Regions from separate parts of the Homo sapiens genome. Here region 1 is linked to region 2. Evidence: chromatin loops called from intact Hi-C (ENCODE). Cell type or tissue: A673. All regions are shown on one strand. Each heading gives the region's core, and the rest is flanking DNA. Links, peaks and the distances in the headings are about the cores only. Region 1 holds the start of LINC02306 (long intergenic non-protein coding RNA 2306). Region 2 has its middle 290 kb from the start of LINC02306.

Region 1 (15,676 bases), core at 3,117-11,116, 290 kb before region 2:
TGAGCTATAGAGAATATTAAATCTTGCTAGACCAATTATACCATAATAACAGAGTATTATGCTGCTACATATTTTCAGGGAAAGTATTAAAAGCACTCCAAGAAAAGAACGATTAGAACTGTGTGATAGGTGAAAAGAAATGTCTGGTAAAACCTTTTCTAGGATTCTCCTAGATGTCATCTATGTTAGAGAAGAATTAAGCGTATACTAAATATATAGGCATGGGTTGTTCTTATTTTTGCTTTCTCTTCCATCCAGTTGATTAGGAGCAATTACCAGCACAGAATATTCTCCACAGAGCTCCGGAGAGAACATAAGGAAAGTATTAGAGTCTGCCCTTGACTTCTTTTTCTCAACATTAGAATTGTTATTTTTCTTCTTTTCTTTTTTTCTCTCTGGTGGGTGGCTTTGTAAGGAAGAATCTCAGGGCCTTGTGGCACCTCAGCAGGGATGAGAAACTGATGTACTCAGTGATTGGTTTTTAGTTTATTCTTTGTTTCAAGGAAAGCTTATGCACTATTTCTGCTCCTATATCAACAGTAGCTGGCATATTTGTGTCAAATTTGCCCAACGTGCTTACTGCTTTCTTGGTCCAATGTAAATGGCAGTTCATTCTGGCATATGGGCCCAGACAATGGAAGCTGCTTTGGCAATTAGACTTAAGAGCACTAATTTGGATCTCATGAAGAAACAGGAATGGAAGCCACTGGCATACAATAAATATTTTGTTTGGTTTGTTTTCATTAGGTAGGTTAATTTAAATGGATATTCCTCATTACTATCTAGTTTTATGTTACTCTACATATTATATGTCATAAAATATAGAAACCGTTAACAAACAGTAAACTTCCAAATTGTTCCATCAAACTAGCAGTGAATATGCAGAGGGGTGCCAAGAAGTAGGGATGGAAGATTTTTGCCATTGTCCATAATCCCCTTCAGGCTATCCATTATTATTCCTGAATAGGTATACAATCATACACTCTAAGTAAAAACCATATGATTGCAATTCTTTAATTATCTCTCCCAATCAAATTGCTACCCATAATCTTTTCCAAAACAGAAATTTTGGAAATGCTACTGTTGCTGTTTCATCGACAACATTAGCTGGGACTTAATAAAGTATCAAACTAATAAAGTATCAAAAATATATTTCTGATATTCTGCTTTCCTTTTCAGGACAAAAGAAAAAAAGTCTCTGACAAGTTCTATAGTTCAGAGACTTGGTCAAAGACATTTCTCTCTCTTTCTCTTGGCCATGTCATAGCCTTTTCCAAATATGAGAAAAGCAATCATCAGTAGCTAGAAGAGTCTCTAGACTGAGGTATGTTGTTATAGTCGGGTCAGTTGAGCCTACTTTCAGCTTATTTCACATCACAAAACTGTCATAAGACCAATACTTTCTTTGGAACAGGTACATTCAAATGCCACCAGGTTGCAAGCCTGGGGCAAAGGAAGGTAAACTTGTGTCAGTGAGCACATCATGTTGCAAAGGCATCATAATAATTGTATAGACAGCAAAGGATTGCATTTCACTACTGTGTAGCATCAAATACATAAGGCAAATGCAAACAAACTACTGTCACCTACCAAGATTGGGAACCCGAGAGGAAAAATCCTAAACTGTTCATTACAAGCCTAAATGAGCCCGTTAGACTTACATTAGACTTAAGACAAAAGAGAAAGTAGTGCTACTGAACTGTCAGGGATGCAAAATTTCCTAATACCAGAGAAAGATCACCACAAATTCAAAAGCTGAGTCTATTGTATTAACTATGTTATTTTTAATTTGGAAAATTAATAAGGCCAATATTAATATTAGTATTGTTTTTATGAACTTATTAATAGAGGTGACAGAAGAAAAACCTGAACAGCATCATTTCCATATTTGTCTTTTTTTTCTTGCTAGGAGTATTGCTAAAACAAAATGAGATTTTGGAGAAACTTGTTTGTTTCTGGTATATCTGGTGCTGATCAAAAAGAATCAAACAGAAAAGAAACTTCCGGTAAAATTTTGAAACCTGATTTTCATCAGAAGTTTATTTTGATTTTATTATGTTTGATGCTACTGAGAGATAAGACAATCATGAAAGGTTTTGAGTATAGATTTTTAGAACTGAGTGATGAGCAAAACTGACAATTCATATTATTATCAAATCCTTTTGAGTCTACAAAATAGAAGGTTCCTTGAATTTTCTGACATCTTCACATCTCATCCTGACCCAGACTTAGAGGCTCTGACAAACATAAAAGTTGAAAAATACAAGCAAGAAAAAATTTTCAGCTGCAAACCTGTAAAAAACAAAGCAAAACCCACCAACCAACTAACCAAGCAAACAAAAAATAGTCTAATTCAGTTGAGGCTGAATAGTCTTTTTAATATAAGGTGGCTCCACAAGGGCATTTGATCTAAAATTGAACTAACATAAATAAGAAACTGAAGTAGAATGTAAATTGCAATGTTGAGAATTAGCTTTGCTTTGCTAGTTTCAGGTCAAAATGCAAACTCAAATCAGGAGAAGTATTTGTGTTGCCTAAAAATTTGTTGTACTTTTGTGTGTCCAAGTAATCCCAGGAAATCTAGCTAATTACCTTTAGTTTATTAAAAACATGATAAAGCAAAGGAACATCTAGATAGTCTCATGTACTCTGCACACAGCTCACAGCAGTACTACAACCTCTTTTGATTTGCTTCAGCAAAATGAAACCTCTTCCATTCAAGGATGCTTTCTTTTTTCACCATTGTCATCATGTGGCTATTATTACCACTATTATGACTACCACAATTTTCTGAATATTTGATAAGTGTACATTTAATGAGAGACATTAGGCAGGGGAAGCATGAAAAGCCTCCACCTCATTAGCCTGGATAACTTAACAGACTTAATCAACAACTGACGGCTGTCGTTTTTCCTGATCCTATTGCATCAGCAACATGGATACCATATGATTCAGACAGCTCCCTGTTCAAAGAGAGCTCTAAGCATATCATTGCTTCCTGGAACAAGACGGGTGCTAACACTTAGGAAATTCTATGTTTCTTCTCTGAAGCATCCCACCTCTTTAGGAAACAATCCCAGAAGAGAGCAAAACAGTTCATGAGTCGGAATGATGAGGCCAATAGTGAAAGGAGTTACAAACAAGTAACCAAGTAATCTTCATATTTGAGATGCTATTTATTTACTCATTTATTTATAAGGTATTTTCTCTAATCATAAAGGAATTAGAAAAGGGGTTTTAATTATTTAACTTCTTTGAGGACTAGCAAAAGAGTTGTTTCTTGTATTGTACTGTCTGGTAAGGGACTAGCTTTAACCATATTCTCAATGCTATGACAGATTTAAAGGGTGTTAGCACCACCAATGCCGAGTTTCTAACCTACCTTTTTATGCATGATGCTATTTAGAGCACTGTTTGGAACACTACAGGAGAAATGTATGGGGAAAGGAGCCTGGAGGGACACTGGCTTTAATTTTAATTTCTTCTGAATTAGATAGCATTTTAAAATCCCAAGTGTACACATTAGTCTACGAAGCAGGAATAATTATGAAAGTGCTCCAGCCATCGCTGCGTATGGCCAGGCTGCTTGCTAGAAGCAGGGATAGGGGACAGTGCAGAGTGGTGAGAACATTGTGTCCTGCATTAAGTCCTGCTTCCCTCAGAGGCTATGTGTCAGACGACTGGTACCCCGGTACTTCGGGCGGGTGAGCCAATTAGCACATTCCCTAGTCTGGAACTGTAGTTGCTGTGTATGTGATCTGCATACTAATTCATCTGAGATTTGACCTTCTGGGCGGAGAAAAACAAGAATCCCAGGTGAGAGAGAACATTGGCCTAGATTTTCCTATCCCTTCTCCTCTGTTCTTTATTTCCAGGCATCTTAACCCAGCTACTTTTTATGACTAACTCTGAGACTGGAAAAGTTTATTTCCCTTGAAAATTCAAATCAATGTATAGGATAAAAACTACCAAAAAAATCATAGTTTTTACCTCCCTCTGCTAATGTCAAAAATGCAATGCAGGTGCTCCTTGTACGATTGACACCCTTGGCCCACATGGGGGCAGTACTACGTAGTCAAAAGCCTCTGGGAGCTTTCAGGGCGTACAAAGAGTCTGGTTGGAGACAAATTTGAATGCATAAGGCAGAAGCAGGATAGTTTTTCATAAACACAAGATTCCTTAGAGCCAATCATTACAGCGTTCTAAATGTTCTTGCTGAAGGAATTAGGAAGGAAAGATGTCTACCAAATTTCCAGCTGCTGTTGCAATCACTTGCCGGGAGATGTTGGGGAAATTTTTTGATTGATGATTCCAGTTAATGCTACTTCTTTTAACATACACAATATGAAACAAACAAATTTTCATTGAATTATCAAATTATATTCCAGGTTTGTTCGAAACAGCAACAATATGTCTTAGATATAGATTTTTAGTTTCTTACTGTATGATACGATGAGTTGCTTTTTGGTAAATTTTCAGATAAAGAATTTCTAGGGAAGCTGTAAAAGTAAGAATGCATTCATAGCCAATGGACCAGTATATTGAGTGCATGGAAGTTATTAGTGGCTTGATGATACTGAATAAATGTTTCCTTCAGATCTCTTTTAAGTTACAACAGCTACATAAATAAACATTGGCCTTATTATGCACTCATCTTATCTGAAGGGTTTTTGATGTTGGGAGGGGAAATCTTTTCCACCAAGATACTTGGGATTGATTAAGTTGGTTACTCGTTAGGCATATTTTAGAAATCCATGGAAAGAGCTATAATGGTACATTGAGCTATAGTATCCCAAATCGTATAGTACTGAAAGACACAAAGTCACAAAGCATTTGTTTCCTTACTCAGAGGTGAGACTATAGCAAGTACACCTTTAGATGGTGTCTCATTTCAACCTTCAGAAAACAAATTTTGAGTTAGCTGATGAGCTCCTGATCACGTTAGGTTGTGTCAAAACAGGGACAATGAGTCATTAAGACAGTCTGAGGCACGGTGTCATGGTGCAAACTATACAAATTCTTACAGAAGAGTCAATGGGCTCTCATGATAGTTTCACTGAACAGAACAGAGGAGTATCTGCCTCTGACACCATCAGCATTGGTTCTTGATACCCTTCCTCTCTGTACTTCTTTTTCTTCCTCTGTCTCTTATCTTTTGGATAAAATTAAACACTGATTTCTCTCCGTCTTCTTCCTTAACTTTATTCCCCCTTTCTGCTGATACACATACCAGAACATCCAATTGCACCCATGGAAATTGTTTATCCCTGAGGGGATCATTTGGTACCCAAATGGCTATGGATCCTGTGCCAGAGCAACAAGAGTATTAGAGAAGATTCAGTGTTTGCTTTTACATTCATTTGTTTTTTTCAAAATCTCATTAGTACAAAGGTTATTTCTCCCATTAAACCAGCTACTTAGAATAAGGTATATTAAAAAGCACAACTTTTTGCTTGCTTTAACATGGTAGCTTGAACTGGCATGATGGAAACTATCTTCCTGTTTTGTGAGTGTTTTAAATATGGAAGAAAGCATCTGCTTTGCCTCAGTCTGGGATATGGTAGATGAAATTTCTCGGACTGATTTTTCTATTCTAGCTCAGAAAATGATTTAAATGGCTATGGATTTGAACCTTGCCATAATGTCACCATAGAGTCATCTGGAAAGTTGTGATAAGCAAGTGTTATGCAAAAATTACTGTGTCCACCCCAACCCTTCTGGAAGTCAGTACACGAGCTCCGCGTGACACTTAAGCAAAATTATACAATTGCTGTGTCTGTGTGGTCTGGTCTATTTTAATGAACATACAGGGAAGTGAATTGCATAGATGATATAGTGATAAACAACAGATTAATCTTTTTAATAACTTGAGATTTTGCTTGCTGGATTTTAATTTTTCTCTCCTCTAAAATACTAAGTAGAACTTATAACATAGTAATGTGGTTTTCTATTGCTTTTGGTGTAAAGAAATAGGATTAAGTTTAACTTACCCTTTTTCACTTATCATGTCTCTTAGGGCACCCACCTAAAAGCACGTTCTTCTTTGTGCTTTCTGCTCTGGCAGCACCAGACTCCACCTCTTCCAACCATACTTACTTCCTCTTCCTACTTCCAACTTGATCATTAGCAAGAGAGAGGGATGAATAAGAGGAGAAAGACAAAAAGTAATTAATTCACTGAAGTGCAGCTGCAAATGAATTTTTGAAATAAATTATTAATTTTCTCTTTAATATTTCTGCATTGATACTGCTCTGTATCTGGGGATTGGAAGTGAGAGCTGTTTTGCTTCACAGCAGCAATGCCCTGGGTAGAGACAGCAGCACCTCATTTTAACTAGAATGTGTTGTGCTAACGTGGTATTTCTCTAATCCATCAGCAACATGCTTTTAGCCAGCAGCATTTTAAATATGCGTGGATTTTTAAGTTTATGGCAGGTAGGGGAGGCATGCAGGATGGGGGCAGTTGCAATAAAGGAGGTCAGGTGCCTTATTTTCTGTATCTCCTGGTGCCAGCTTCCTAAAGCACTGAAATCAAAACAAAAAGCAAACGTGTATAATGATTCTTGAGGAAAAGGTGGCATCACAAATCCAAAATCTTTTTTGCTTATTTAGGAGGGAGAAAAGATGCTGAATTGTATAGGAGATGTTACAGTTTGGAGTATTGACTATCAACAACATGGAAAAGAATTATAAGTCTTTGTACTTCCTGACCAACCCAGGGCAGAGATCATGGAATGGTAGCAGGGTGACAGCACAGGTCTGCTCGATTATCTTCACTGGACTCCACGTCTTCAGTCGGCTTTGAATCCAGATTACAGAACGCATCTTTTATCACTCCCTTTGCTCAAATCAAATGTTATCAGGAAATCTGCTTTTCTTGACCTCTGTGGCATGTGGTTGGAAGGTAAACCTTAGCATTTTATGGAAAAACTATTTTTAGCAACAGAAAGCAATGGTGCTGCTGCTTTGTTCAAAGATGTTGGCTCCAAATGGCAGAGGAATGATTGTTTCCACTTAAAGTGATTGATATGTCTACATACACTTGAGAGATAGAATTTCATTACCTATTCTTTCTATGGGGACTGACTGAATACAGTTTCAAAAGAAATAGGGAGCAGATTTGTGTAACAGAGTATCATTTTCTTCAATGAAATGAAGAAAAAAATGCCAGTGTATGACTATGTGAGGGGAGAAATGGTGGATGTTAAATAAAGTGAACAAAGATATGGAAAGAGTGAAGAAACTAACACAAAAATTGTTCAATACATACCGTAATTAGGTTTTTAGCTTTCTGCCCAATGACAGTGAAATATTTCTATTGGTTCACTTGCAAAAGTATTTATTTTAAATTACCTGTAATGATCAAGCACATAAAAAAAATAAGTATTATAAAAGGCTACCTAACAGAATTCAATTCATTCCATAATAATACCTAAGAATTAATGCTTTCATTTTGTATGGCATTTGAAGACTTGGAAACTCAAGTTACCAATACCTTGCAGATGATTTTAGAAGAGAAAATTAAGAAATCCAAACTCTAATTTGGGGTCGAACATAAAGGAAAACAACTTAATGAGCTCTTAAAAATGTAATGCTCTTTTATAAAACAAGAAATACTTCTGCAACATAAAAATCTGTTTTCTCTCAAATGTTTTTCTCTAATGCTGTTTGGTTACCTCCTAAAGCCATTATTTCCAGCAGAGTCACAGAAATCCTCAGCTGTGTAGGCGGTCCCAGTAAATTTAGCAGCCAAGCCACATTTTGACATGTTAAGAATAGGCGTCTATAAATCTTCCCCAGCTTCTCCTGAGAAGATTAAATCTTTCTTTTCAAGAATTTGCTAAATTTCAGGAAATGCTGTAATGTAACAAATGACTTGTAGACAAGGCTGAAGAAAGAGTAGAAGATAATGGAATCTCTTTGTTCAAGAACCAAGGCCCCAGAAACTAAAGGAAACTCCTGAAAGTTCTACATTATCTACCAGAAAAGAGAGAGAGGCTGGGGCAAATGAAATCCATCTTCCTGCAGTAGCAGTTGGATTCATGAACAGGGACGTGTCACAACCTCTAAAGAAGTCCCTATGTTGTCAAGGGAGATTTCTGCTTTCACAACCCATTTCTTTAAAACAGAGATGCCACAAATAAACTTTCAATTAAAAGAGACCTTCAAATAGTCTGAATTGCCTTGTTTTTTTCTTATACCTAGCCAAACGGGGACCCAGGGCCCTGCCCTTTGTCTCCCAAGTGTACTTCAAAATGCATTTCCTAACCTTTCTCTGAACAAGAAGAGCTCCTTGGATCGAGTGACATCTGGAAGAGACTTAAGCTACCTAATATGAACATAATGAACTAGAATGTACAGCATAGAGAGATAAGGAACTTATTGCAGGAATATTGGGAAGAAAAGCGAATTGAAGAAAGGACTATAAGTAGGCTGTGGGAAGGTGAGAGCCAAGGTTTCCCCAAATACCCAAATGAAGGGGCATTACACCAGGGAGTGACTTTGCACCAATCATTTCCCAGGCATATATTATTTTTCTTCAATATTTCTAAATGCCAAGAAAAGATAGTCTAATTGGTTTTCCATGAGTCTTGGACTTACCCACAGGCTGAGGATAAAGCTGAGAAACACACAGCCATCAGAACCACATCAGATGATGGTGGAGTAGTTCTCTAAAAGAAAAATAGACCACTGTTACCAACAGAAGAAAAATAGATCTTGAACAGGAAGAAACAAACATGAGAAAAGAGATAGAATGCCATTAGACAGCAAGTTTAACTTCCTAGTCAGATCATTCTGGGGTGCAAAGCTGATCTTCATCTCTCTTATCAGCACTTGCTCATCTCCCCAGTATCTTACTTTTCCTCAGTGAGTAGGAAAGTTGCTTCATAACTCACAGAAGGATAACTTATATTCTATTGGATGGGGCAGGTGGAAAAGAAAGAGTGGGGATGCTCCAGAAATACGAACATCTGAGTTAGTCTCTACTCAGATTCATGCACATGGGACATAGATACCTAGGCACAGCTCCATATCCTCAGGAAGACCCCAGAACCACACGTTTATCTTTCTCTCATACCTTTGATTACCTATCTCCTACATCTACCTTCAAATTTTGAGTTTTGCTGTTTTAGATCACTGTCTTACAAGAACGTCTCTAACCATTAATTATTGGTACTACTCTGCTAAAAGCCCCTAAAGTGTGGTTATTTGTATCCCTCAGCATCTGTAGTTTCAAGATTATTTTCTCAGGATATCACTTTGGACAATAAATGCTTTTGTTCCTCTGCAGTGACCTCCAAACCCATATGCCAAGCCTGACTCATAAAAAACAAAAAGGACCCACAGCTTGAAGAATTAGTTTTTGAGAAAATATGTTTTCACCTAAGGACAAATATATATCTAATTTTCACTAGTTTCTGAGCTTGTTATTTATCTGTATCCAGGGCACCTAATTTGTGTTTAATACATGTTCATCAAGTAAATAACTGAATAACTGAGATAGAAAATGAATACATATTTACTTGTATCTGACTATCAACCCCTTCTAGAAAGTTTAGAGAAGCAATCTTAGAGGTTATCGTGTCTAACCCTGTCATATGTTATAAACTTGGGCATAGAGGCCAAGAGAAGGAGAATGACTTAATCTCAAATCTAATCTGTGACAGAGCAGAAAATCAAAGTCGGATGTTCTGAGTTTAAATCCAGTACTTATGACACTGTAACACCCAAGTAATTAAAGTTCTTTAAGTATGATATCTCATGTATATATAAATAGATACCGTTGAATAGACTAAAAACCCAGTGGGATTTAAAGGCATAGTGTTAGAATAATAAAGGCAGGCCTTGAGGTTGAGGTTTAGCCCAGAGAGTGCCTAATTACAACATTAGTCTTGTAAACAGAACAAGATGACCCATTCACGTAGAAGGAGAGAGTCCTTCACTCCCCTCTCATCTTACCCATAATCTTCATTGTTCACTTTGCAGACTAGAAACATCCATCTCAGGGGAACATTTCCAGGACATGTCATGATAACAAGTTCCTCTATTTATTGATAATCGTGATCAAGTTAAGGAACTCCAGAGCAATTGTTAGGAGAGGAGAATGACCTTTTATTCTTTCCTTTTGCCTCAGGCTTTTGCCCAAACTCAGAACAGTGATATGTGTCTGTGCTTCAGTTGTAAGAATGAGTAAGAACCACCCCTGCAACAACCTCTGAAATGTCCTGGATCATCCTCCTAAGGGGCAGTGTCTCGTCTTCTGCACTTTCTTCCTCTTCTCTCCATTAAAATGTCTCCTCTGGCTGCATCATATTTAATCTCCTAAAGACTCTTTAATTTAGATTATATACTGATGACTCACAATTATCCATTTCAAAAATGGACCTCCTCCTTGAGCTCCAGACCCATATATTATATAATATGCCCTAATAGACATCTCCAACTGGATGTTTCAATGATACCTCAAGTTCAATTAATTTAAATGGAATTCATGACCAAACCTACTTTCTGTCACCTGTTCTCAAGCCAGTAACATGGACTTTGTCCTAGATTCCTCCTTTACCTCATCAATTACTTTCAGTTTGTAACTAAGTCTCATCAATTCCACCTCTAAAATATTTCTTTGACATCTCCATCATTGTCCTACCTTTCCTTGATCACCTGCAGCTTGTTTTAGTATAATATTCGTCTAGCTGGCATCCCTAAGTCTACCCTTTTCTCCCTTCAATCCACCGTTCATACTGCAAAGAGGGTTACTGTTTTGAAGTGTCAGTCTGATCCAGATACTCCGTGGCCTCCATAGTATTCCATCACAGATGGGTTGGAATCAAGCCCCTTGGCAGGCCAGTTAGGCCCTTCCATGCTTTATCACCCAGGCAAGATCTTTTATCTCACCAGTCTACTCAGGGCCTTACATGACTAACCCTCTGACACCATTGTAACCATCCTCCCTGGAACAAACTGCATCGTGTTTCATTTCTGAGGACCCACTAGATGTTTTGCTTCTGTCTTTTTAAAATTATTATTCTTACTTATTTTTGAGACAGGGTCTCACTCTGTCAGGCTGGAGTGCAGTGGCATGATCATGGCACACTGCAGCCTCTATCTCCTAGGCTCAAGCAATCCTCCCACCTCAGCCTCCCAAGTAGCTGAGACTACCAGCGCACACCGTCATGCCTGACTGATTTGTTTTTTTTAATTTTAAGTAGAGACAAGGTCTCGATATGTTGCTCAGGCTGGTCTCAAATTCCTGAGCTCAAGCAATCCTACTTACCTCAGCTTCCCAAAGTGCTGTAATTGCAGGTGTGAGCCACCACACCCACACTTCTTTTTATGCAGTCTTCCCATTGCTTGGAATGCCCTCCTAAACTTTGTCTAGCTTTGTCTCCACTTAAGTATCACATTTTCTGTTGTTTTTTTAAAATTCCTTCAGCCACTTTCCCACCCTACTCTTCCTTGGATATTCCTTGTTTATGTAGCACCAATAACCCTCCGTTGCAATTCTAACCACTGTTATTATTCATCTTGTTTTTTCTCAATGACTAGCAGAGTGCCTGGCACATGCTATGGTTGAGTAATCAGTTATATCATAATGGGTGGTTTGGAATTAACTTGTTACAAGAAATATGCATTGAACTACAAGAAATTCCTAAAATAGTGCTCTAATCCAAAGGCCTGGATTTGCTGTCACTACGGTAAGACTGGGAAACATGTTACCTCTGGCAACAGTTTGGATGCTTATGAAATTTCTTAAAGGCTAAAGACTGTCAAAGAAATCCATTTCTCTTACCATCCTACCTCTTACCTTGGATTTCCTAGAAATCCAATACCAGAGGCCAGCATTAACTAAATATTTAACACATGCATTTTGTCAACCATGGCTAATACCTATAGAACTTCTAATGCTCTACCTTGAAGCTGATGGTTCTAGGTCCTTCTGAAAGGCCAAGCATTGTGCTGGGGCAGCAGGTCCACTCACCAGCTCTATTCTGTGCACTATTTAATGCAAGGCACATTGCCTGGGATTAACTAGAATCATGTAAAGACACATGGAGTGGCACCTAGGGGCTGGGAAGCCTAAAGAGGAGTTAGACAGTCAGTTTAATCCTCAAAAACAGTTTGAACATATTTGGTTTGAATAATTGTTTTCAATAGGCAGCATTTCTCATTTGACTATGGAGTACTTTCCTCATGGTATGGGTATTGACATAATAAAGATTTGGCTAAAAAAAAAATGGCCTTATTACTCTGATCAGTTATTGACCTACTTTCCCATTCCCTCAAACCTACCCAAAAAGAGCTAGTTTTTTCACTTGAATAAATTTGTCATGGGAAATGTGAAGAAACAATTTTTATCAAATACTTTAATGAAGGAAAAAGAATTTTTCTGACCCCCTTTTGCGTTAACAATGCTGTGTTGGTTTGAGATCACCAAATCTATTCCTAACACTGACAGGCAGCATGAGGCTTAACTATCTGATATGTGAAGTAGAAGGGTCATTTTAATTTTAAACCAACTGTCTTTACCAAACTCCAGGAGGATAGAAATCATATCTGTTAAACTGTTTTGTTTACAGTAACCACAATGCTATGGGAAAATGGAACATTAAACATTTATTTTAGAGATTATATCTTGTTTTCATTTAGGAGTATAAGAGCAAAAAAATATTGTTTTAAGATACCTAAGTTACTACTGGCTTTATAATAGTCACTATCTTTATATCAGTTCTAAATATGAAAAATTAAAAATCAAATTATATTTACTTATAATTGCCCATGAAGTGTTCTCTATTGCCTCCAGAAAGCAGAGCCTTGTGATCTTATCTGTCAACATAGGAAAATAATACAGGTATAAATCCCAAGTCCCAACAGTCAAGGGGTTGCTTAGATCTTGTTCTTGTTATTCACCTTGGAAAATTGATGTCTAATATAAAAACAGACACGTTCCTCAAATAATTTTTTATCAGTCTCACAATTTAGAAGATATTTTCAAGGCAATTTTCAGTCCAACCTTCTGATACAAAAAACTATTCCAAACCCATTCCCTGCCCATGCAGTGAAAGTATGTCACCACCATTTCAGCCTGAACTGGAAGTATCACTTTAAATCTAATCCATTCTTTGTCATTGAAATAGTTGTGTAAAGCCTTTTTTCTTTCTCCTCATCTGCTAAATGAGATCATCTTCACCCACTTAAGACATCTTGATGAAGTGTTATGGCTTTTAAGGAAATTTAAATATAGGAAATATATTTTTAAGAACACTCTGAGTATGATTTTATGTTTTCTACCTAGAGATGTAAAATGATTTTTAATTTTAGATTTGTGTTTTTTTCCAAATAATATTCATTTCCTAAAATAACATTTGCTGGCTAGGGCACTGAGGTTATGAGTGATTTAGTCCCTTTAAATTCTAAACTCTGTATAATATTTTGAGATATTTAATTAAATGAATTTTAAAAAGGTAAAGGAACAAATTATACATGCGTGTATATATGAGAGACTCTTTTTCTACATCAGGCTTTGTAATAGATAATATATATTTGTTCTATAAGATATAAGCAATAATGAGTAAGAAGTGGAGAAGACCAACAAAAAGATGACTAATATATAGTGTGGTAAGTACGACAGAATCATGTGAACAGAGGGATATGCTCTACGAGAAGAAAGAAAAGTCTAAATGATATTGCAGATTTCAGATGGACTGTTCCTTTGTGTAGGATTTCCTACAATTCTACCTTCAACAGCATTGTGATTAAAAAAGCTTATTTCTCTCATGGGGGGAAATATTTTCCTCCAAAGGAGAGCCAAACTGACTTCCATATGTACGTAATTCCTAGGAATAAATCTCAAGAAAACATTCTCAACAATGCATATTTTGTCCCCAAATAAGCACAGCTGTTTAGTATTAGTCTTTCAGTTTATGCTCATCTTTTTCTAGCCTCTTTATAGACAAGGCACTGCAGTTGCACCACCAGAATATAAGTTTCAGCTGTATCTGTGTTCCCATCTACTGTTCTGTTACTAAGCTTCAAAGAGAGGTCTAATTTAAGACCTACGGTGTGTTCAAACCTGTAGTTTCAGATAAGGATTCTCCCTCTTATATAATGCATTTTAAAATGAGAGCAAAAAGCCCACATCCGTGATGGATTTCCACTGTTTAGCTTTGAGTATTCTTGAAGCCTTAAATTGAAGAAAGAGTACAGGGTTTGTGAGCTACAGTAATTAGTGCTGGTGGCAGTAAGGCTTGTAGCAGTGTTGATGAAAAGAAACCATAATTCCTTTTAAACTCCTTAGGGTCTCCTTTCTGAAAGGAAGACTTGCAATGTTTCTTTTTAAAGCTTGGATCAAATAACTTAAGCAGACACTGTGACAATACCATTTGCAGGAAACAAACCTATGATATGACTCATTCACCCACCAAAATGACACTCTATACACCTACTTGTTCCTTGCCTTTGCTTTCTGAGTCCTCTGAGTCAAAGCATTTGAAAATCAGTCTGCATGTCAAAGCCCCATGAAAATTTACTTGCTGACATCTTTTCTGCTCATCCTGGTCCACTTTACCTTCTCCAGCATAGGCAGAGTTATGAACAATGTAGTGATTATTCATTAATAAGGTCTACATGTAACAGAGAACTCATTTTCCTTTCTAAGTTAATATAGGTAATGTGACTTGCTTTGCCATGCTTCATTACTCCATTCCCTAAAGGCTGAGAAAAAATTATTTTACCCTCAGAATTTTACTAATCCTCCAGTTTATCTCAACTCTCCTCCCTGAAAGCATCTGCCAACGAGGAGACAAACTAGCAGACCAAGGTCAGCACATTGTCCTTTGCAGCTTTTACCATATAATACACATCAACTAATTTCATTTGCCTTCGAGAATATTGGGGAAATTCTGAATCAAATGGTGGTAAATTACTTTTAAAAATTAAATTTGGTACTCATGTCATATCCAAATACCACTGCAAATAAATATACTGCCTGGCACATAGTAGGTTTGTCAAATTAATGCTGGAACAAATTGTGGAGCTCATGTCTGGGATTAGGTTCTGCATTCTTTTATTCCAAAAAAAAATTGTATTGATCATCTGTGGGCAGACAGAGAGGCACTGTGCTGTGCACTGTGACCTTGAGTTCATCATCCTGCCTCTAGACTGGAGAGTGGTTTTGATCATTTTATTAATAGATGGATGGAAATTTATATTAGACATACCTCATCTTACACAGTATGTCTGATTCTAAAGAGTATTAAATGCCCTTTATTTTATAAATCTAGACACATTTTAATCAGAAAGAAACCAGCTACCTAAAATTATACTAGAACTAAGTTAATTCAATAGATCCCATTATATACGAGGAGACTTGGACCAAATATTTAACTTACCTAGGTGAAAAGGATAGTTACAAATTCAGGATAAAAATAGCTGTTCTCTTTCCTCCATATTAGGCTATCTCTGTAAACCCTTTCTTCTTATTAATAGTTTTTTAAATTAATCTAACAACTTCCCATATTTGTCATCTATTATCTTAGAATGTTAGTATAATTGTAGGTTTTCACTGATTTTATTGGCTTGAATTGGGGTTATATCTGCTTTTCCATAAACTTCTGTGCATTCTCTCCTAGAAAAATATCCTAGATTTTAACTGTTATCATCAGGAGGTTTTTCTTTGT
Region 2 (15,676 bases), core at 3,740-11,739:
CTTTGTCATGTTGGGTTCAATTTTGCCTTATTTTGCCTTATTTTAACATAAATTACTTTGCATTCTACCTTCCGACTGAGGCCATTCAGATATTTGAGGAGAGTTCACAAAACAGAAAGCTGTCACATCATTCTTCTTTATGGTGCCTTTCCGGTTCCTTTGACAGTTCCTCATAGAACATTTCCTGTAACTCCATGACTATTCTTATCTTTCACCCCCTAAAATACTCCAGTATATTAATATGTCTCAAAGATCAGGATGCAGAAATTAACACATACTTTAGGGGAGAAATTATAAGCATACAATATAATGATTATCTCCCTTTTCCTGAACATTTTCTCTATTACTATAATCTTATGATACATAAAGACAATATAGGAAAGCCACAGTCAGGCAATAGAAATGTGAAAAGTCTGAAGCTGTTGACTTCAGGATTACTATGGGCGAATTCTGCAATACAGTGATCAGCCACTTAAGCAAATTCAAATGGCATTAGTAGAGGTGTAATATCTAAACCTTAGTAATCAATAACCCTGTTACATGCTGCATTGATTAAACCATATCTGGAATATTGTTTCAATTCTTGAAAAATATTTGCTGTTGAAATCTTGAAAAACCAGTGTGCAACTAAAGAACAGTACCCAGAAAGATAAGGATGATCTCAGAACCATGTAACCTAAAAACCTGCTGGAGTAATAGTGCATCTCAGGCCAGGAGAAGAGGAACTTACTACGGATGACTGCTGTCAAAACTCTGAAGCATGACACCTGAAAGAGTCTTGCTAATTGTGGTTGTTTCATAAGACAGAACCAGAAAACTGAGTAAAAGCTACAGAGAGGCAGGAATAACTACTTCGTGATATGGTAAATGCACTGTCACTGCAAGTATTCTGGTAGAGGTAGATTTCTATTTAGCAAGATTAATGTACTACAGATTCTGGCATTAGGTGCCTATTTGAACAAATCTCTAATTTTATTTCAAAAGCTAAGCTACCATGATTACTAATACTAAAATTCTCCATCAGTTCTAGAGAAAACAGGTATACTGACAGTAAGGTAATAAAGAGGCAGAAAAGAAAAGCTATGCATTTATCATGCCACATTACCACAAATCATGAAAAAAATGAAGGTGTCCTGGGTTTATCTGTGTCATTGGCCCATCTTTTTCCCCAGCCCACTTTGATGCTTCCCTCTGGCGGATCATTTTCTACCAACCACTTCTTAGTCTTTGGACCATGCTGTCCTGTACTTCCTGGTATCTTATGCTTCGAGAAGCTACAACTGAGGGAAGCAACAGGGAGGAGTCATTTAATTCCCTTAATTGTCTTACCATTCTAGCCTCTGGAGGCCCTGTTGATAGTGTTTTTCTATATTCACTTTTAATTATTTGATAAAATATGTGTCATTTAAATCACTAAGAAAAAATATATATGTTAATATGCATTTGTGCATGCATTTAATCAAGTATATACAAACATTTCTTTTGAATAGCACTGTGAAATCATCTCAAAGCAGGCAAAATATAGGATTTTTCATTTCTCTGTTTTGATTTTGTAAGTTAGAAATTAATAAAAACAGAAGTTAGGTATGAAATAACAAAAAGAGTCTAAGCAGATTATGAATTGGGTAGGCTGGTCAAAAATAAAAGTCATGAGAAACTCATACACATAACAGACACTGTGATTTACAATACTTTTTAAATGTTAGTAAAGAAGCATTATAGCCAATACTTGATGTAACTGTCTTTTTACATACAAATAGTTTGCCTTTAGGTAAATAAGTATTGTAGATATTTCTTTCTTCTTTCCACAAAACAAACAAAAAACCAAAACTGTAGTGACAACTCATTGGTAGATTTAACATTAGATAATTATTTAAGAATTTCCATAGTGTAAAATGCTGAAATCATTACAAGTGGCCTTTCTCTCTCTTGCCATTTTAATCATGTCTTGGTATAAAATTAATAAGGAGACTGTAAAGATACAACCCCTATAGAAATCCATATACAGATAAATGCTTATGGATGCAGAGCTTTGTTTACTTAACCATTAAGCTCCTGAAAGCATTGTGTTGGTGAGAAATATTGGAGAGACACAATGTATGAGAAAAGCAAAGAACTCAGGTATCATCTTTACACCCTGATGGCTTTACTTCTCTAATTTAAGCCAACAACAAAGGAAAGTGCCATTGTCCTGCTACATTCCTTTAAAGTAACAGGTGCTTGCTGGATAAACAGTATTGATCCTCCAAGAATTAAATAATGACACCACCATCAGATGGCAAATAAGACAATAGAACGTGTAGCTGGGGGTAGCAATGACTTGACTATTGTGAAATCTATGTGCTAATATTTCTTTTTCTAAAATTATGCATCAATAGTTCACTCAGCAAGTAAATTTGAATAAGTTATATTGGAATGCTAACTCATCAAACTAATTATGTGCAATGGCATAGATTGCATGCTTTTGATATATCTGATAAAACTGTAGTGCTAACTGATCATGCAGTTCTACTAAGTAGAATTATTTCTAGAACAAACACGGTAAAGAGAAATAAGTATGCCTGTTTGACAAAGGACCTGGAACAAATTTGAAGATTGAGATGCATCAAAGTGAAACTCATCATTTTGGTGACAGGTATGGCTGTGCATGCACTAGTTAAACATCTTAAATTACCGGGGATTTGTTATGCATGGGTTGCTTTTGTTAGTTTAGAGTCATCCTGGATACGTGTGGCAAAAATGTAGAGAATTGTAATACCAATGATAAATAATTGTAAAGATTTATACTTGAACATTATTTTCATTATTATGAATAAAAAAACAAGAAAAGCAAATGAAGATCTAATATTCTGCTCACAATTAGTCAGACAGAAGCCTGCAGTCTTATTCTCTATATATCTCCATGACAAGATAAGATTCCAGGGCTAAATTATGTTGTAAATACCTTACAATAGTATAGAATGTTCAGAACATTAGTTTCCTCTACTGTACTTTCCACTTTACCTCTGTCCCTTGTCTTCTCCAAGTCCTGAATGCTACTGATGTGTGATGGAATCTGTTCCTAAAGTATTTCAAACTCAGAAGTATATATCTGTTCATTGAAGCACATTACAATATTCTTAGAGCGCTTCATTGCCTTTTAGTTCCCTTCTGAAATCATTACCAAATAGTCCTTCTATTTCTGGACTCTTCATCTTCAATTTTACTTCTGCTAATTTCATCCCAGGAAAAAACAGACCATGATCTAGTGGTTATAACACAAAGTGTAGCAGGAGCTCATTTGACGTCTCTCTTCCCTGAGTTGGGACTGATTCAATGCATGGCCTTGGGCAAGTTACTTAGCCTCCATTGCCCCATATGAACCTGAGTCTTAATAACACCTACCTCACCAGGGGTTGTGAGAATTCATTAATAAACTGTCATTATCAGTCTTCATTATGCACCTGTGTGCAACCTCAAACAATCCCTCTTGTTCTAATTGAGCAGTATAGTGTATGTATTTTCCTGGGGTTTTATTTTTTATGTGCAGGGAGAGATTTTTGTGTGTTCTCTCTACTCCTGTTCAAGACAACTATTAGAACCAGACCGCTTTATCTAGGTAATTTGGCTTAGTGGAATTTTTTAAGCCATACAGCAACCTAGATGTTGACACTGAGAAATTAAAATGATGATTATTAGGCTGGGTTCCCATCCACTGCCAAGTGACAGGCTCATTTTTCTCTCTTCAAACCTGCCAGCTAGCTGGCCCCTGTGCTTCTCAAAGCAGCAAAGTTTTAAAGAACCGAGGAACATTACCCAAGCCACAATGCAATAACTCTAATAAACTGCACCTGTGGATGACTCTGTGGTTTATTTATATACTGTATCACAGGTCATTAACAGAAAATAACCCACTGAGATACAACGTTCTTGTTTACAGTGAGGTTCTGGTGGTGACAGCAGGAATATAAAATACAAAATCAACAGGGAACACTGAACTAATAAAAAGATAAGGGTCTATAAAGCATAGAAGAAAATAAAGCCAACTGTGCAGGCAAAAATAAAATAAAATAAACTTCCATCATAAAACAATCAAAAGCTATGGTATATTTATAGAGACTGGGGAACCCAAAGACCCACTGAGCTGGAATATTTATGGGTGTCAGATTGAAAGTCAGGAAATCTGTATGCTGTCTGAAGTGAAAGCTTGATCCATTGGATATATCCTTAGAAAAACAGATTTGTTTCCCCTTCTTCTGATGGTCCTTACCAACCTTTCCAGCCAATAAGCTTTCAGATATCTTTATTACTTTGATATGAAATTAGCCTTTCCAAACAGTCATGTATATTAACTTTAGAAAATGCTTGCTCAGAAATTCTAAGCCAAAAACATAAAATTTTGGCCACTCTATTACTATGATATCATTTCTCTGTCTTCATTGCCAAGAACAATGGCACCTCTCTGTACAAGCCACTAATCACTAGTAGGTAGCATAATTTTAGGCGTCAGTGATTTTATTGAGAAGATTTGCCTCAATAGAACGGTCTCTACTCCTGAATCACCGTATTTGAAATACTATACTTTAATAATATATATTAACGTTACATCTCTCTGCCACTCATCTTTTAAATACCAACACTTTTAAGATAATTAGGCAAAATTCACAATAAATGCTATTACAATAAGTATTTAGATGAGTTTGGAAGAGGACGGAAGGAGGCAGGTAGGCAGACGAATTGGACTCAGATAAGGAAGCGTTTACTTCTCAGTATTTCCTAGGACCAGTTTTAACAATATCCTTTCCGTGTGGATATAGTAGCTTAGTCTTACTGTCTCTAGCCTTCTACATTTTTGCCATGTCTTATTCTATTTTGTGCTGCTGTAACAGAAACGTTAGACTGGGTAATTTATAAAGAACAGAAATGTATTTCTTACAGTTCTGGAGGCTTGGAAGTCCAAGATCAATCAGCCCACATCCGATGATGGCCTTCATGCTGTGTCATCCCATCGCAGAAAGCAGAAGGGCAAGAGAGTGTGAGCAAGAGAGAAAAAGAGATTAAACTCACTGTCTCAACCACTTTCTCATAGTTAGTAATCCATTAATGAAGATAGAGCCCTCATGACCTAAACACCTCCCATTAGGCCCCACCTCCCAACACTTTTGTTGAGGATTAAGTTTCCAAAACATGTTTTTTGGGGAATACATTAAAACCATAGCGTGTCTCTTCAACACAAGCTTCTAGTTATTTAACAAAAATTCATTTTCTACTACATGCAAAACAAAATAAAAACAAACAAAAATAACAAAATAGGCCCTGTCTTCCAGCAGCTTATCATCTATTTAGAAGCTGACTCCATGAAGTCAGGGACTTTTTTTGTTCACTTCTGTAATTCCAGCATTTAGAATAATACCAGGCATATGCTACATGGTCAATAAATGTGTTAAATGAAGCAATAAGTCAATGAATGAATAAAATAGATATGCAAAATGGCATTGGGGTTATAGAAGTCTAAGCACAGAGAGACTGTATGTAAACAAAGAGCCTGGTTCCATGTCTGTCATATCTAATTGCTCAATAGTGTTTTTTTTAATGGAAGATAATGTGATTGAAGAAATATTTGTGTATGAAGTAGCAAAGTTTCTGGATCAATAAGAGAAGTTTGGCTTAGGGTGGATAGAGATTAGCAAGGGACAGCAATCTCAGCAAAGAAAAAGTATACGATCTGAGGAACCAAGAGGTTAAAAATGTACTCTATGCATCTATGCAGGTAAGTTTTGCTAACACCTATAAAATGGTCACCGATCAGCCTATCTCCAATATTAGAAGCTTTTTATAAGATGCCATTTTTGAGAAGATACAGAATCTTTAGCTAATAAAAGCCATAAGTAGTAAAAATAGGACATTCCTTATAAATGTATTAATTATTCACATGTGTCTATGGATCTTAATTAAGCAAGGTTGGCCTCAGCTTTGTAACATTAGAAAGGGGAGTTCAGGCTGACTTGTGATTATCTTTTCTTCATAGTTTTGAAAGTAATAAAGTAAGGTGGTGTCGATGTAAACACAAAAAAGGAGCTAGAAAACCAGCATCAGTGCAGGCCCCATAAGGCAGTTCACCAGTAGAAATCCCAGTGGCAATCACAACGGATGAGAGAAAAATAATTTTTACTATCCCCCTCTGTCTTAGTCTGTTTGTGGTGTTACATCAAAATATCTGAGACCGTGTAATTTAGAAAGAACAGAAACTTATTTTCTCACAGTTCTGCAGGCTGAGAAGTTCATAATTAAGGCACCAGCAGGATTGATTATTTGGTGAGGGATGTTCTCTGCTTCCTTCCGATATGGCACATTGTCGCTGTGTCTTCCAGAAGGGAGAGGGGAGGAACACTGTGTCTTCACATAGCAGAGAGCGGAAGGGCAAGAGAGCTGAATACTGCTTGAAGCCTCTTTTGTTAGGTACTTAAACCCACTCAGGAGGAAGGAGCCCAATCAACTCTTAAAGACACCACCTGTAAATACATCACATTGGGAACACCTGAATTTTGGAGGTGGCACATTCAAACCATAGCCCCTTCTGAGTTCTCAGCTGGGACCCCTGTAACAAAGACAGACTATCAAGAGAAAAACAAAAGGAAGTTTATTAATATATGTATATCATAAATACATGTTACTCAGGGAAAGAGTAACTCTCAAAGAGGTGACTTGGAACTCCAGCTTATCTAAAGTTCTTCAACAAAGAACTTTAACGTTTTAGAGAAGCAAAAAGACCTAGGAAAAAGACCTTGAGCTCTAGGGGCAGCAAATTGTGGGAAGTCAAATATAGGAAAACCTCATCATAGAAAAAGGCTACGTAGTAAAGTTATTTATGTAGATTCCTCTGGTGCCATCTCCAGGCTGATAAGCGTCTAAAGTCATCTCTGTACCCCCGATGTGATATGATGAGAAGGGGAGTTCGCCTCTGCAGTATTCATTCCTGAAATCCATAACCTCAGGGTAATCATGAGAAAACATCAGCAAACCAAAATTGTGGGCTATTTTACAATAACTGACCAGTATTTTTTAAAGTTTCAGGGTCATGCAAGACAAAGAAAGTCAGAGAAACTGTCACAGATTGAAGGAGACTGAGAAGACGTAACAGCAAAATGCAGTGTAGGAACCTGGATGGAATCTGGGAAAAGGAAAGGGGCATCAGTGGAAAGACTGAAGAAATCCAAGTAAAGTCTAATTTAGTTAATGTTGTTACTTTTGATAAATGTACCATGACTCTGTAAGATGTTAACGTTAGGGAAACGTGGGTGAAGGGTATATAGAAATTAACTCTGTGAACTAATGTGCCAACACTTCTGTAAACCTAAAATTGTCTCAAAGTTAGTTTTTTAAGCCGGGCATGGTGGCTCACGCCTGTAATCCCAGCACTTTGGGAGGCGGAGGCTGGCGGATCACCTGAGGTCAGGAGCCTGAGACCAGCCTGGCCAATGTGGTGAAACCCCATCTCTATTAGAAACACAGAAATTAGCTGGCCATGGTGGTGCACCCTTGTAATCCCAGGCACTCAGGCGGCTAAGGCAGGAGAATCACTTGAACCTGGGAGGCGGGGGTTGCAGTAAGCCAAGATGACGCCATTGCACTCCAGCCTGGGCGACAAGAGCGAATCTCCGTGCCAAAAAAAAAAAAAAAGAAAAGTTTTTTAAGATAAAAAGTAAAATAGCCTTCAATGATCAGCCTTTGTCCTTCCTGGTAGACAGGAAAAGGGACACCTTTGTAAATTAGTGTCCCGCTTTAAGGCAAGTGGAGGCGGGGGTGGGGGAGTGAGTGCAGAAAGTTTTTATTATATCTTCTTCTTTCCAATTGCCTTCAGCTTAAAAATAATCCTTATGTCAAAGTGACATATTTTGGAGTGGCATATTTTCCTACCCTTCAACAGTAACTGGCAAATTGCAAGCATTCAATACATTTGAATAAATGAAAGAATAACCAGTTCAAACTGCTTTCTTTTACACAGGCAGAAATGGAAGCCCAGAGAGCTTATGTGGTTTGCTAAGAGCCACAGAGCTTATTAGTGGCAATGTTAGGCCAACTCTTCTGATTCTTGGCCCAGTGTTAGTCTGCATTTCCCTGTTTATTCTAGTTTACAGTGACGCCATTAAAGGAACCGGACCCACTAGCAGCTGCTCTCTAAATATGTTCCTGATTTGAGTCTCTAGCCATGAGACATACATCTCTATTCTTGTTTCTAGTGAGAGATGAACTGGCATTTTTGTGCTTGTTTCTGAGGAGGAAATCATTTTGAGTTGAAACACAGCCAGACTGAGGAAGTCCTGCTGAGTCTGAAGGAAGTTCACTCATCCTTTGCAAATGCTCTGGAAGAAAGAAAAAATAATTCTTGTCTTTGCAGTTTTAGCTAGCATATATTGGGCAACAATCCACTGGATTATTTCTTATGCACCTGTATGTAAATAATCTGAATAGAACTGATTAACATTTAAATTCTAAGTTACTGAAGTATCCAAGGGGAAATTGATTAGATTGACTTGATTTGGTGCCAATATGGTAAATGCCTTAATGTTTTAAACAAATTGAGGCAGCAATCTCCGATGATTTTGAAACATCACACTTTTTAAAAATTCTCACTTTGAAATCTGGAAGAAAGTAACTTATCTCAAACGTTTGTTTTCCTTCTCCTTAGTATCAAATAAATGTTAACATTTATTTTCATAGTCAGGAGATACTAGCAATGGATCACCATTGTATTCCTCTAGTGGATTATTTTTAACCCGAATGGCTTTTTTGTTGTTGTTTGAAAAAACCAAATGCCTGTGGGGCTCAATGTACTTGGAAAATATGTAAATGATGGCTTTCCTCTGTCAATCTGGGAGTGACAATTCAGTAAACCCTTCATCCACATCATCTGTAGCATAATAGCATTTTAATTTAGAGTGAACCTTTTTGCTTAGCTCATATGTATCTTGTGCATTTTAAGATAAACTATTTACAGAGAAGTATAAAAGTCCCTGGAGATGCAACATCTCATTTTCAATTCTGTGGGCAGGAATACTAATTACGTTATCACATATTCAGCAGCATTCAGCAAAGTTATTTATTCATTCATCCTTAAGACCTGGGATGCCTACCAGGTCAGTTTCAATAAGCAGTACCTTGAGAATCTCTGCTGATGGTACATACAGATAATTAGGCGTAGAGTTGTTAGAAAAATCTCACCCCAAAAAGCTCAGCCTTGGAGATTTGCCTGCTCTTTCATTGTTTGAGCCAGAGAGAAAATCGAGTGGTTGCTAGAAATGAGGAAACACGTATCATCCAAATCTCTCACCCCTACAGGTTCAGTTTCTTAATTGAAGTTTGGTTTTAGTTCTTAGAATAGCAAGAGAACTTGTTTACAGTTCAGTATTGTGAAAATATTCAGAATTTACAAGTGGAACAATTTGGCTCTTCAGATGATTTTGAAAGTGAATGTGCTCTGATTAATGCTGCCTACCTTTACCTTTGAAATCTTTAATAATCATTGGTTAACAATAATCATTTACACTGCACATCATCTTCCAGTAATCTTGCTCTACTGAGATGTTAAAGGAACTAGAAGAATATAAATATTCATATTGTATTATATACGTCAGATTTTCCTAGTAGTATTAACAGTGTTGAGAAAATGAGCACCTGACAATGACTAGGCCTTGGAAGAATATAGTTTGATAACAAACAACCTGATCTGAGAAATTGCCCAACTTCACAAAGCAAATGATAGCTTTGCTATTATTCCAGGATTGTAGCAAAACTGTCTTCTGGTTTGTGTCACTCAAAATGTAGAGAAAAAGTAAATCACAGACCACAAAGCAAATTCCTTGTTGGGTCATTAGAGCTTGCTTTTGTCTCGGGTTTGGATTTTCTACCTTTTTTCCTCAAGGAATTTGTGAGTTACCTTAGATTAGCTGCAATATTTGGGCTAAATCCTATCCGATCCTGACCCCAGGCACCCCCTCCTTTAATACAGGAGAATTCTATATTCCCTTCCTATCACGAGAGCCAATGGAAATTCAGATGTAGGAAAGGAGTTTCATTCTCAGGGTGTTGCTACACACTCAATGTCAAAAAGCAACTGGAAACCCAGTAAGAAATCTGACTTTTGCACATCTTTAATGTCACTTTCCCCTAGAAATAGAAGATGAAAATGGTTAGGCAGAAAAAACCCACTGAAATATATTTTTCTGAAAATGGTAATGTTAGAAATCTATTCCTTAGGGATTTAGAGTTCATAATAAAGATCCCAGAATGCCGAAGCTTTTTTGGTAACAGTACATGATGATGGAAAGACATTTTTCATTTTCTGAGTTCTCTTTTAAATGATGATTTTTTTACTATGCATAATAGTGATTTTGGGGTCAAATATTCATCTTTTTAAATTGATATTGTAAGTTAAAAGGCCAGAGAATTTTACTTGGTCAAAGAATACATTCAACTTCTCTTTACAAATAGTTTAACTTGTTTAATGGCTTAATTTTCTGGCTTCCTCTGGCAATTGTCTCTTGAGAATGTAACAGCAGATCACCCAACACTGGCTATGAGATGAGTAAGATGTATTCCCTCAAGCTGAATTGTAACTATACAATTCAGACTCCATCGGGAAGTTTTCCTTCTAGTAATAAGATGGAATGCAATATCTTCCCAATCCTACAGTGGAGTCTAAACCATAGTAACAGATACAGAAAGCATAAAAGTTTCACTAGAGAAAGAAGAGGGCATAGGGTAATGCAAGCAGGCATGCCATTTCTGGGATAGTAGAGACGGACTAAATTTTAGAGTTTATTTAAAAGAAACAAAACTTTTGCCTAGCAAAATAATCAGCAAGTGTTTGATATGTAAAGTCAACATTCAACAGCTGCAAATGGATGTCAAAAATGTACAAATATCAATAATGGTTCTAAGAGGTAAAAGTGATGGCCAAGCACAGCTTTGTATGGGGAAAGGAATGCTGTGGAAATGAGAAAAAGAAGATGAGTAAGACTTGGATATTGCAAAAACAGGAGGCAGCCAGACTGAACTCACATTGACATTGTTCTCTTGGAACAAACTAAAGGTTTCTCCAATTCTTTGGTGAGAAATGGTATAAAAATAAATGTATCTTTTGTCATCTGTTGTCTATGATTATGCTTGACAGTACAATGCTTACAACATTTTTTCTGTAGTACAGATTAGGTCATTCCAATGAATCATTTCACTGTTTGCATTAAATTCTACAGCTATCTGGACTGGTAGGGACCCCTGATTATTACAGTGAAGGTCTTGGTGCTAGAATTTTTGCAAACAAGGAAACAGCTCACCATTCAGAGGGCCCTGCATTACATGTTTCTACATTTTTATGATACCAGCCAAAAAAACTCATGGGATCCACATGTGATTGACTCTTTGGTTCATAACTCTTCTTGCAGGTGACATGACACCTGGAAGTTTAATTTGAAGAGATCAGAACATTTTTTCAGCAATAATTCTTGTGGATTTATGCTTGTCTTTTCCATTATTTAATTAATTTTAACTTATTTTCTAAACTCATTTGAGACAAAACCATTTAGTTTAACTATGATGTGTGTGTTTGTGTGTGTCAGTGTGGAAGTGTGTGCAAGGGGGAAGGAGAGAGAGACAGAGAGAGAAACACATTAATGTCAGACAAGCCCTGTCGACATCAGTCCAGGTGAAATTGAAGTAAGAAGATACTACCAACATTTTGGATTTGTTACTTCACATTGGCAGAATATAAACCAAAAGAGGGGCTATGTCTAACATGATCTATGAACTAAGTATTTTTCAATGGCATCATAGTTCAGTATGTGGAGAGGAGCATCATTGGAGTAGAGTAGTATCTTAGATAGAATTTAGGATCCAAAGCCAAAATTACCTTTGAAAATCTCTTTCATCACCCACAGAGCGTTAGTATTAAACCCTCTCTTAGTAAGTCCAACTCAGTTTTTCTTTCAGCATATCAATAGATCACTATTTCCTTGGCTGGGCATTGAATGAAATAATTTACACTCACTTTTAAGAGCTATACTGAATGGGAGCATGGAAACGTCTTCAATTATAAGAAGTACACTCATAACAGTGAGAATGTTGCATCAGAAAATTGCTTTAGAAACGATGTTCTCATAGCACATTCATATAGGGGCATTCTTTCATCAAGTAGAATGCCAGGTGAAATACAGGTAGTTATAAAATTGATTATTATGTCTGTGTGTATGTATCTGTGTATGTGTGTTGCCTTTAGCTGGGCATGTAGAGTAAACACACTGTGTTGTAAATGCAATGCCACCATAATGGATTCAGTTTGGTGACTTCGTTGGGTGCATTTTTGTAGACTGTTGTTCAATCTGTTCGTTTCTGAATCACACAGACATTGCCTAATGTTTATTCAAACTTATCAAGCTTAAGAATATTCTTTAACCTTCTTATAACAGGCCCCACTGTTCCACCTGCTGAGACTCAAACAAACACCAGTGTGTCTTAAGAATGTCTTTGCTGCTGCTGCAGTTAGATGCTTCCTCAGGGATCCTAGGAAGAGCAAGAGCCCAGGAAACTCCATCAATGTTACAGCTATGTGCCTGAGCTTTGGTTAATCTTCTAGAACTTGTAGCTGAGGTAGAAGGAATGGGTGGTAACACACCTGAAACTTTAGTTTGGAATAGATCAGAACATTCTTTTCTCTGTCTTACAAGTAAAGCTTCTGGCATACTGCACCCTTTCAAACATCCCTACGCCTGTTCAAAATAAGATCATGATAGCTCTATCTTCATAGAATACTTTCTCTCTGTTTAAGAGGTTCCCACTTTAAAAAATAAAAAGGTCCACAAGGCTTGAATCCACTTGAATTGTCTAAAACAATTATAGTGTCTTCTATCTGAGAAAAAATGTTTGTGTCCATTAAATGTTATCATTAGTGGCCTTGATGATAATGAGTCTAAGCCAGAGCTTCTAAATAGGAAAGGGTTCATTTGCTAAACAGGCCCTTGTGGGTCAGGGGAAAACTGTCCCTTCATAACTGATGACTGATATAATTCAGCAAGCCTGAGCTTAATATGAATGTGCTGGCCTCTTTGTAGTATAATCTGATAGTGTGTACTGCAGGACTTCGGACAGTTACAGCAAGAGATGTCCCTCATTTATATTAAAAATAAAAATGGTAATTTTTCATTTTTACTTCTCTTGGATGATTGTAAAACTAACAACTACATCTGCATTTGACATGAACAATGATTTATAAAGAACAGTCTGTAAGACTCAATAACCTTTAGAAGTTAATAAACTTTAAATGATATGCAAATGGAGAATGAAGACTGTATATACATTCTAAAAGTAATAGTGCAGGAAGTAAGCATAAATGGATCAGTAAACTAATATATCCACTAGGATGTATTAATCTCCTAGTCTAAAAAGAAGAAGGAGTGGAAGGTTGAGGGGGAGGTGGGGAAAGAAAAGAAGGAGGAGGAAGAGGAGAAGGACTTGCTTAAATGTGTATTTAAATTTCAGTTAAATAACACTAAAATCTTTGTGAAAAAAGTAGACATTCACATTTTTTAAATTAGGAAAAGAGCAAAATAATAAAGGAAATGTATTAACCCAAGGGAAACTTTAATCAGCGAGTAATCTTAGTTTTCACACAGGCAGTATACAGTGTAGTAAGAAGAGCATGAAGCTCAGAATCAGAGGAACCAGGTTACACTTCCAACTTTGCTTGACATTAGGTAAGTCACTTCACCACCGGGTCTTTGCTTTTTCTTTGTCTTTCTCACAGGGTTTGGTTATGCTCAAAGTAGAGTATGTACATCAGAGTATTCCACAAATTATTCTTTTTTAGTAAGTTGTACTTAATTGAGTGGAAATGAGTTCAACTCCCTACTCTGCCACTAGCGAGAAGTATGATCTGTGGCAATTCCCTACATCTCTAGGGACCTGGAGAGGAGGGGTTCTGTTGTCACAGAATCCATGTGGTTTCTTCCAGTTCAAAGCTCTGGTTATACAGTACAAAAACTACAGGCCAGTAACCCTTTCCATCAATTTTCTCAGTGACCGGTGAATTTCTAGGAAGAAAAAAAAATACAAAGAGCTCTTGGTGGCCTGAAAGAGTTAATGTGGATTCCTGAACAGCCTAGTGACAACCAGAGAATAATTATATTTGGTTGATTATGACAAAGAATCTGATCTCATTTGTAGTGCCAAAGCTGTCAAGCCCCATGCACCAGAAGCCTATCACCAAATATTAATTTACCTGTTGTGTGCATCTCATAACTGACAGCTATGAATCCCATATCATTTTTGGTGGCCTTCCCACTGACATGTTCTTTGATTAAGAAAATAGTAAGCCAGAAAGCCAGTGTGTCTGTAATGTGGCCACCTCAGTTTAGCCTCCTTATTATGCTGGAATATTTTCCCCTAAATTAGATTTCCTGTCTTCATAGTGGCAGTTTACATGAATTTAATACATTACAAAATGTGCAGTTCCCTTGAGATTCTGTGATAGATTGCAGTATTTGAAGCCCATGTTTCCACGGGAAATAAAAACCTAGGCCATGGCCAAATATTTTATCAGCTTAGCATTATCTTGAGATAATGGCACTATTAACGCTTGTCAACCTTCTCAGCTTCCCAGGTCTTGTGTTGGCTCTTTTCTTGCTTCTGACCAAGGTGTTGAAAGCTTTAAAGCTCTGAGCTACACCAGCAATAACCAACCTTGATAGGTACCCTTTATACTATGTTGTCTGGCATATAACAATGCACAATGGGCTCCTCTTTTCTTTTCTCCTCAATGATACTGAATCTGATGATCAATTAAGCTACATGGGATGAGATTACTTTATATTACAGCTTGGCTGTGATTGGCTGCTAAAGCCATGTCAAGGGATGACAGCATAGCTGTGAGCTCTTACTATAGGATGTCTGAAAGAAGGGACATCATGTAAGAGAAAGGCAAAACACAAAATCCAAAGACTCAGCAAAGTGAAATCTAAAGACCCAGGAACAACAAATTACCAGCTAGGAAACATCAGAAGCTCCTAGATGAAATCGAAATGGGCAATTAGAGGCAAATCTTTCATTGGTTTATTCAGATCCATTTAGCTAAATGAAAAATAAAATAAAAGATCAAGACTTATATGACTACATACACTTATTTTGGCTCTTTCCCTCTTCCATATCTGTCTTTACTTTTAGTTGTCTGTCCAGGAGTTGGGTTTCTATAGGTTGAGAGTTGTTTTTGATTTCCTATTTACACTACTTTTTTTCTTATCTCACATTTTCCCTACATAAAGCTTCTGTCTGGGCAAAGGGTACATTGCTCCCTAAGTAATTCAGAAAGTCATTTCTCAGTACACATCTCTGCTTTGCCCTTAAATTTAAATTCTGGTGCCTTAATAGTCACCAGCTAACTTTTATTAGTAGGCTGTGCTCTACATACTTACTGACAACTGAAAATTGACTTTTCTATTTTTGGTAATATTCCAACCATGGCCTAAAAAACAACTGCATATGCATATGCATGGTAGTAGTCTAGGTGCAAGGAGAATGTTCAATTAGAGCTAAGCTTTCACTTGATATTCTGTTGTAACAAAGGCATGAAAGAGTTGAAATCAAAGACATGTTAGATTCACAAGCAGTGACTTAGAGATTGTTTTTATAATCTTTATGTAAAAGGTAA

What was found. Hi-C counts contacts between places; a loop is a spot of excess contacts. Peaks named below come from ENCODE experiments on the same cell type or tissue, not always from the same donor. Only the 100,000 strongest peaks of a DNase experiment are listed, where the experiment ranks them.
Region 1: it touches region 2 in a loop (5-fold over the local background); 2 of 110 quality-filtered maps call a loop at or near these places.

The regions. Positions count from the first base shown.
Region 1 is chr14:25,829,860-25,845,535 of GRCh38, forward strand. LINC02306 (long intergenic non-protein coding RNA 2306) reads right to left here and starts at 8,673. Exons shown (of 3, transcript XR_001750924.2): 1 at 8,601-8,673; 2 at 7,270-7,352; 3 at 3,149-6,115. In A673, for the core only: a CTCF peak has its summit at 4,062 (motif pointing right); DNase peaks (open chromatin) are centred at 4,082 and 7,892; H3K27ac peaks cover 1,097 bases.
Region 2 is chr14:26,121,242-26,136,917 of GRCh38, forward strand. No RefSeq gene overlaps it. Among named protein-coding and RNA genes, the nearest start is that of LINC02306, 290 kb to the left of the region's middle. In A673, for the core only: a CTCF peak has its summit at 6,898 (motif pointing left); DNase peaks (open chromatin) are centred at 6,860 and 8,210; H3K4me3 peaks cover 509 bases; H3K27ac peaks cover 3,282 bases.